2 separate regions of the Homo sapiens genome follow, and region 1 is linked to region 2. A link is an interaction called in ENCODE POLR2A ChIA-PET data of the cell type or tissue named here. Cell type or tissue: K562. All regions are shown on one strand.

Region 1 (4,000 bases), 660 kb before region 2:
TTAGTGTCTGCCTGGACTCTTGGCAGGGCCTGCTGGATTTCTGGGTCCTGCCAGCACCCCACCCGAGTGCCCAGGCCTATACTCAGCACTGCTGGGAAGAGATGGGCTGCCTGAGGGGACGCTGCCAACATGGAGAGGGCAAGACTGGAGAGAGTGGGGACCCGAGGGCATTGCTCAGACCACAGGGGCAGCTGGAGGGAAAAGGGACTGGGAGCCTGAGGGGCCCTCCTGTCAGGGTGGATCTGGGAAGCCAAGATGGCCTCATATAGTGGACAAGCCACAGGGTCAGATGAGCACGGGTTCAAGTCCCAACTCCCTTGCTTCCTAGGTGTGTGGCCTTGTGCCTGTCACTTAACCAGCCTGAGCATCAGTCTCCTCACCTGCCAGGCGGGATAAGAACGTCTATCACTGCCGGGAGCGGTGGCTCACGCTTGTAATCTCAGCACTTTGGGAGGCCAAGGCAGGTGGATCACAAGGTCAGGAGATCGAGACCATTCTGGTTAACAGGGTGAAACCTGTCTCTACTAAAAATACAAAAAATTAGCCGGTTGTGGTGGTGGGCGCCTGTAGTCCCAGCTACTTGGGAGGCTGAGGCAGGAGAATGGTGTGAACCCGGGAGGCAGAGCTTGCAGTGAGCCGAGATCGCGCCACTGCACTTCAGCCTGGGTGACAGAGTGAGACTCCATCTCAAAAAAAAAAAAAAAGAACCTCTATCATTCTTGGATGTAATCACTGTTATTCAACATTACCACAATAGAGCTGTTGGGAGAAGTTACAAAGACTGTATGTGTGGGGTGCCCGGCGCAGGCCTGGCACATGGCAGATCCTTGGGGAGAGTTAGCCTCCTCTCTGTTTCCCTCAAGGATGACATCCTTAGAGCCAGGACTAGGCTGTACCCCTGTGAGACAGGATGCTCTGCAGAGCTGGGCTGAGGCTTATGGAAGTTCTATGGGCATGGCACACTCTCCTGGCACTGGCTGGGCAGCAGCCAAGAAAGCAGAGCTGCCAGCACCCATCCCCACCCAGCAGGCGTGTGTTCAGCACACCCTCCTGGGATGGTTACCTAGCCCCTGTGCCAGCAGCTGACTTGGAGGAGGGGCTCTTCCAGCTCAGCCTGGCATCCTCCTTCAGGGCCAGGCCTCTGCATCATTACTGTCTCTCTGAAAGTCAGGTCTGGGGCAGTTCAAGTTGGTGAATTGAGCATGCTGAGTCAATGCCCTCTTTGTGATGGCTCTCAGGGCCCAGATGGCGGCTTGGGAGCCTTAGCTGGGATGGGGGCATGGGGAGAGGCGGACGTGGATGAGGGCACTGACATCCACAATAAGTACTGAAATGCACTGCCCAACACCGGCTCCTCTATTGCTGCCCTTGGGACAAAGACCACACCCCTTGGCAGGGCATTGCTGGCCTTGCCTGCTGGGTCCCCTCATGTCCCCTTGTGTCCCCTTATGCCCTGAGACAGCCAGCGCTACAGCCACATTGTTGTGTTCACTCCCAGCACACAGCAGCTCCCCCTGCCTCCCTGCCTTTGCTCACACTGACCACCTGTCTGGAATACCTTTCCTTTCTTTCTCCACCTACTCTCTTTTCAAGGCCCAGATGAAATGTCACCTCCTTTGTGACGTTCCTCAGACTGGTCCCTCTACCTCAGGCCGAGCCAGTCTCCTCCCTTCCCTGGGCACTCACAGTCCCCATTTCCCTGAGCCCACAGTTGGGAAACCTGTTACCCCACGGGGTGCTGTGGGTAGTGTATCCTTCCCCATGGGGTTGTAAACACCCAGGAGGCAGAGGCTGAGACTGAGTCTCCTTTGTCTCTCTTGGGCCCATGTGGTGCTTGGTATAGGCCTGGTATATGGTAGGTGCTCAATAAATACTTCTTGAATGAACAAGAGTGGCTGTGAGTAGGGCTGGAGTAGTTCCAAGAAGGGGCACAGTTGGGTTGGGCGGTCTTGGAGACTTGGAGGAGGCAACCTTAGAACTTTGAAGGATGGAGAGGGTCAAGGGCACCAACCGAAGAAGCCAGGGACCAGCTAGGCAGTCAGAGAGGTCCATGAGGTCAGCTTCTGACAGCAGCAGCTAAGGACAACCAGGACCAGAACAGGACTGGGAAAAAGCAGATAGAGGAGGCTGGAGCAAGGACTCAGCCCCAGAGGAGGCTGCAGGAGGTTGGCTCATGCTCAGAACCCGGCTCCAAAACACTCTGCCCATGAGTGCTGGGCTGAGGAAGGCTTGGTGCCAGAGTCAGGGTGAGGCTGAGGCCACCAGTGAATATGTGGGCCCAGCTGCGGGGGTAGCACTAGGCAGGGGCGGGAGCCAGGTTGGAGGGGGTATTGCCATTGCCGCTGCAGGTGGAGTAGGGCTTCGCTGGGGAAGGAGCAGCTTGTGCGAGAGTGTGGGCAGGAGTGGGAGGGGAGAAGGCTCCGAGTATACGAGCATAGCTTACCAGCAAGTCCTGGGGTGAGGCTGGAGGGGCCGCGCTGTAGGCAGCACTTTTCGGGCCCTTATCTAACATTCTCAAGTGAGTGCTCCTAGCTGCCAGATGTGCTACTTCCTCCTGGATTCTGCACATCAGGAGCCAGTGGCCTCTACAATGCCCCATGGCCCCAAGGGAGTGGCTGCCAACAAGTTGGCCTTAGCATCTGGCATCCATGGGGGTCCTGAGGCCCTGCCATCTGTCTGTGCCCCTGTTGGGCTGCACAGGCCCGGGGCGTGCAGGGACCTGGGACCAGGGAGGCGGTCTCAGCTGCCACTCTAGCCTGTCTCTCTGCCTGCCCATCCACTGTCCACACCCCTGGCTGACTGAGTAAAGAGAGAGATGGGCATCGCAGGTCCTGCCATCAAAGAAGCCTAGTCTAAAGGAGGAGGCATAAAGCACCGGGGACTTATACCCAGAGAAGACACATGCTGAGACCACGCCAGGCTCGCGGGCAAGGCCTAGGCCCAGGGAGGGCCAGCCTCGTCAAGGGCCTGGAGTTGAGACTCAGGGAAAGGCAGGAGCTGGCATAGAGGCGCAGGCAGGTCCAAGGCAGTGCCCAGGCCAGATGCTGCGGCCCCGGGCTGAGGTTGCTCCAGCCGGCCCCACCCCCCACCGTCCTGCCTGGCCTTTGGCTGTAAACACTGAGAGAACAAGTTCCGTTTCCCGGGAAATATTTATCTCAGGCTGTGTGAAGAGCGTGTGCACTGGCCTCCGTGTGTCCTTCCTGCAGACCGGCTGGGGCAGGAGGAGAGGGAGCTTGGCAGCGCCCTTGCTGGGGGGAGTCTGTGGGGCTAGGAGGGAAGGGTGTGCCAGAGGCCCCTGCCTAGAGCCTGAATTTGAGTGCTGGCTGAGGGAGAGGTGGGAGCAGATGGGAGAGAAGCCTGTTTTCTCCAAACCCCACAAATGCCCTCCACCTCTCTCATGTTCCTTTCTTCTTCCTGGTCCATCCTGTCTCCTCCAGGTTCCGGCCTCCAGCCTGGTGTCCCCTCCTCAGGCTGCCTTTTCCTCCTCCTCCTCCCTGTTTCCTGGCTCTTAGCCGCTCCATCTGGGAAGTCTTCCTCAACTTTAAACCCTCGAACCCTTGTCCTCTGCCCTCCATCTCCCACTCCTCAGGCTTTCAGCAGCTTCACGTGGAGCATTGGGCTGGTCCTGTCCACAGTTGTTCAGTTGCTGTAACAGCTTGTGCAGGCTGCCCTGGAGCCCTGTTCTGGGAAGCACAGGTCTGGGCACCCTGGGGCTGGGGCGAGGCCCGGAGCTGATCTCCTCTGTCCATCCCAGTAGAGCCAGCACCAGTGCAGACACATGGGGGATCCAGGTTGGTGGACCAGGGGAGGATGGAAAGTCCCATGGATCCAGCCGGAATGTTGGAGTGGGGAGGCAGAGGGCCCAGGGTTCCTGCTGGCCAGCCTCTGGGCTTAGGGGTGTGTATCCCAGACAGGCCAGGCCTGCCAGGGGCCCTGACAACAGGAAATCCTTGAAGGAACAAGCAGAGGCTGAGGACTCTGAGCACAACAACAGGAAACA
Region 2 (4,000 bases):
TTTTTTTATTTTTTGTAGAGATAGGGTTTGACCATGTTGCCCAAGCTGGTCTTGAACCTCTAGGCTCAAGTGATCTGCCCCCCTCAGCCTCCCAAAGTGCCGGGATTACAGGCATGAGTCACCACACCCAGCCTGCTTATATTTTAAAAATTAGTTTCATAACTTTACCTTTCATAATTAGGTCTTTATCTTGAGTCCCCTTTGTATTCAGTATTATGTACAAATCTAGTTTTAATTTTTCTCCTTGTGGTGAGTCAGTTTTCTCAACTAATCTACTTAACAATGAATACCTTCTTATTGATTGGTGGTTACACCTTTATTATATATTAAATTCCCATCCATCTCTGAGATCTGCATTTTGTCCCACTGATCTGTTTGTCTATTCTTATAGTGTGTCTTAAGGCAAGGTAAGTCCCTGTCTTGGTAGTTGCTTTCTTTCTTGCTTTATTTTTGAACTTTAGGTAGAGAAAAAAATAAATTATTCAAATTCTTTGGTTAATGAACATTCTCATCATTAGTCCATGCATGGACCACCTTTAATTTTTTAAAGTTATTATTATTTTGTCTTTTTTTAAATGACAGTCTCACTCTGTCACCCAGGCTGGAGTGCAGTGACGTGATCATAGTTTACTGAAGCGTTAAACTCCTGGGCCCAAGCAATCTTCCCGCCTCAGCCTCCCAAGTAGCTGGCATTACAAGTGCACACCACCACAGTCAGCTAATTTTTAAAATTTTTAGTAGAAATGGGGTCTCCCTGCATTGCCCAAGCTTGTCTGGAACTCCTGGAATCAAGTGATCCTTCCACCTTAGTCTTCCAAAGTGCTGGGATTAGAGGTGTAAGCCACTGTGTCAACCAAAACTACTTTTGTGGTTTCAAAACCCAAAAAATTTTCCATTTTATTCATCTTTGAGTATACAGTTCAATACTGTTATGTATTACTATCTGTTACTATTTTGTAACAGATCTCCAGAACTTTTTTGTCTTGTAAAATGGAAGCTCTATAGGCCCTAATTCCCCCTACTCCCTAGCCATCATTCTACTTTCTGTTTCTATGAATTTGACTACTTTAGATATCTCATATAAGTGGAATCATATTGGTCTCTTTGTGACTGGCTTATTTCACTTAACATGTCTTCAAGGTTCATCCATCCTGTACCACATGACATAATTTCTTTACTTTTTACATTAATTATTTAATAACATGATAAATACTGAACCCACAAATGAACCTAAGATGTGAAACATCTAAAATTACTTATATCTAGCTATGTGCTCGTCTCTATCCTATCCTGCAGTCTCTCTTCCATACAAGGTTACCATTATCTGGAATCTTGATTCTATTCCCTTGCTTTTTAAAATGTGGTTTTGGCTTGGCACGGTGGCTCATGCCTGTAATCCCAATACTTTGAGAGGCCAAGGTGGGAGGACTGCTTGAGCCCAGTAGTTTGAGACCAGTCTCATCAACACAGGAAGACCCTCATCTCTAGAAAAAAAATTTTTAAATTAGCCAGGCAAGGGTGGTGCACACCTGTGGTCCCATTTACCTGGGAGGCTGAGGTGGGAGGATCAACAGAGCCCAGGAGGTTGAGGCTGCAGTGAGCTGTGATCATGCCACCACACTCCAGACTGGGTGACAGAGAAAGACCCTGTCTCAAAATAAAGTAAAATATGGTTTTATCACACATATACGTAATTTTAAAACATACCGTTTATGCCTAACACAAACTTAGCCAAAAAAAAGAAAACATACCACTTAAGTTTCCATTATTTTTACCTTTCTATAAAAAGTGTCAACTTATAAGTGGTCTTCTAGGACTCTTCTTTTGCACTCAATATTATACTGCTAAGCTTCATCCTTACCATTATTTGTAGCTATAGTTATTTTATATTTTGTCTTTTTATAAGTATGTCATATGCATTATTTTATATGTTATATTCCATTATGTGAATATATCACAACTAACTCACCCATTCACCTTTACGTGAGTATTGTCATTTCCAAGTTTTTGCTACTACAAATAGTGTTGCTATGAAAAATCCTAAGAGGGGCCAGGCACGGTGGCTCACGTCTGTAATCCCAGCACTTTGGGAGGCCGAGGCAGGTGGATCACCTGAGGTCAGGAGTTCGAGACCAGCCTGACCAACATGGTGAAACTCTGTCTCTACTAAAAAATACAAAAATTAGCCGGGCATGGTGGCAGACACCCATAATCCCAGCTACTTGGGAGGCTGAGGCAGGAGAATCACTTGAACCCAAGAGGCGGAGGTTGCAGTGAGCCGAGATCGCGCCACTGCATTCCAGCCTGGGCAACACAGCAAGAGCCTGACTCAAAAAAAAAAAAAAAGAAAGAAAGAAAAAAGAAAAATCCTAGGAGGATGTACCAAAATCTTCTCTTGGCATATATCTAGGAATTAAACTCCCAGATCATAGGGAGTTTAATTTAAAAACAGTTTGAAACTGTTTTTCAAAGTTGTTTCTCCACAAAGGAAACAATATAACTGAGCACAGCCCCAGCGTGGGACTAGAAAGGATCAACGAATATCTACTGACTGAACAAATAAATAGACAGTACTCAATAAATGCTAGCTAGTGTTATTAATTATGTCTACGTAATTACATAGGTGGTAATGTCCCAACTATATTTATGCTCTGCTTCTCCTCTCTAGAACTGACCTTTAACCTACAGCAGATTTGAGAATGAGAGGTCCACAAGAATTGTAAAATTGGTAGCTATGGCTATTACCTAAAATATGCCTAGGCAGGCAGAAGAACTTTATAAGAACCAGGATAGAAAATCAGGAACAGCAAGATGGGCCATCCAAACAGAATAGCAAACAATAGAGTACTTAGCCAACAAGATCGTTCATAAATTGGGCTGGGGGCAGTGGCTCACACCTGTCATCCCAGCACTTTGCGAGGCCGAGGCAGTTTGATCACTTGAAGTCCAGAGTTCGAGATCAGCCTGGCCAACATGGTGAAACCCCTTCTCTACTAAAATACAAAGAGTTAGCTAGGCATGGTGGCAGGAGCCTGTAATCCCAGCTACTTGGGAGGCTGAGGCAGGAGAATCGCTTGAACCGGGGGCAGAGGTTGCAGTGAGCCGAGAGCATGCCACTGCACTCCAAACTGGGCGACAGAGCAGGACTTCATCTTAAAAAAAAAAAGATCGTTCATAAATCTAATCTATAAAAATTTTTCTACCAATTCTACAAATAAAATCAAATGACAAACTGGGGAAAGATATCCGTAGCAAATTATGTCAGAAGGCTTATTCCTGACCTACAAAGAGCTCTTACAAATCAGTAAGAAACATTCCAAAAGAAACCTGAGCAAAGGAAAGAAAATGTACCAAATATATCATATGGCTCAAGCTGTGAATAATACATCTTGTGAATAATACTTACATATAATACTTAATAATGTAAACAATGAATATTTATTTAAAAATTGGGAGGAGGAAATGTTTGTAGTATGTAACGGGTATAGGTATAGCAGTAAAAGATAATTATTACCGCCAGGCACAGTGGCTCATGTCTGTAATCCCAACACTTTGGGAGGCCAAGGTGGGCAGATCACGAGGTCAGGAGATCGAGACTATCCTGGCCAACATGGTGAAACCACGTACTAAAAATACAAAAATACATTTGTACTAAATACAAAATACTAAATACTATTGTATTTTGTACTAAAATACATTTGTACTAAAAATACAAAAATTAGCTGGGTGTGGTGGCATGAACCTGTAGTCCCAGCTACTTGGGAGGCTGAGGCAGAAGAATCGCTTGAACCCAGAAGGCAGAGATTGCAGTGAGCCGAGACCATGCCATTGCACTCCAGCCTGGGTGACAGAGTGAGACTCCGTCTCAAAAAAAAAAAAAAAAAACAAAAAAAACCCACATAATTATTACCTTCCAAAGTAGGAAGTCAATATATAATATTTAAAAGTAGAAATTTATACATCAGTATAAACATGTTATTTAAAAAACATAAATATTATA

The links. ChIA-PET counts read pairs that join two places held together with the same protein. Peaks named below come from ENCODE experiments on the same cell type or tissue, not always from the same donor. Only the 100,000 strongest peaks of a DNase experiment are listed, where the experiment ranks them.
Region 1: POLR2A ChIA-PET joins it to region 2 with 7 read pairs; 2 of 35 experiments call an interaction of 5 or more read pairs at or near these places.

Annotation. Positions count from the first base shown.
Region 1 is chr11:72,625,038-72,629,037 of GRCh38, reverse strand. All of the region lies in intron 2 of PDE2A (phosphodiesterase 2A), which reads left to right. Among named protein-coding and RNA genes, the nearest start is that of MIR139, 12 kb to the right of the region's middle. RefSeq lists enhancers at 1-411, 2,111-2,654, 2,655-3,199. In K562, no CTCF peak of the experiment used is centred here; DNase peaks (open chromatin) are centred at 2,487 and 3,147; H3K27me3 peaks cover 289 bases.
Region 2 is chr11:71,967,235-71,971,234 of GRCh38, reverse strand. All of the region lies in intron 3 of RNF121 (ring finger protein 121), which reads right to left. Among named protein-coding and RNA genes, the nearest start is that of IL18BP, 30 kb to the left of the region's middle. In K562, no CTCF peak of the experiment used is centred here; no DNase peak of the experiment used is centred here.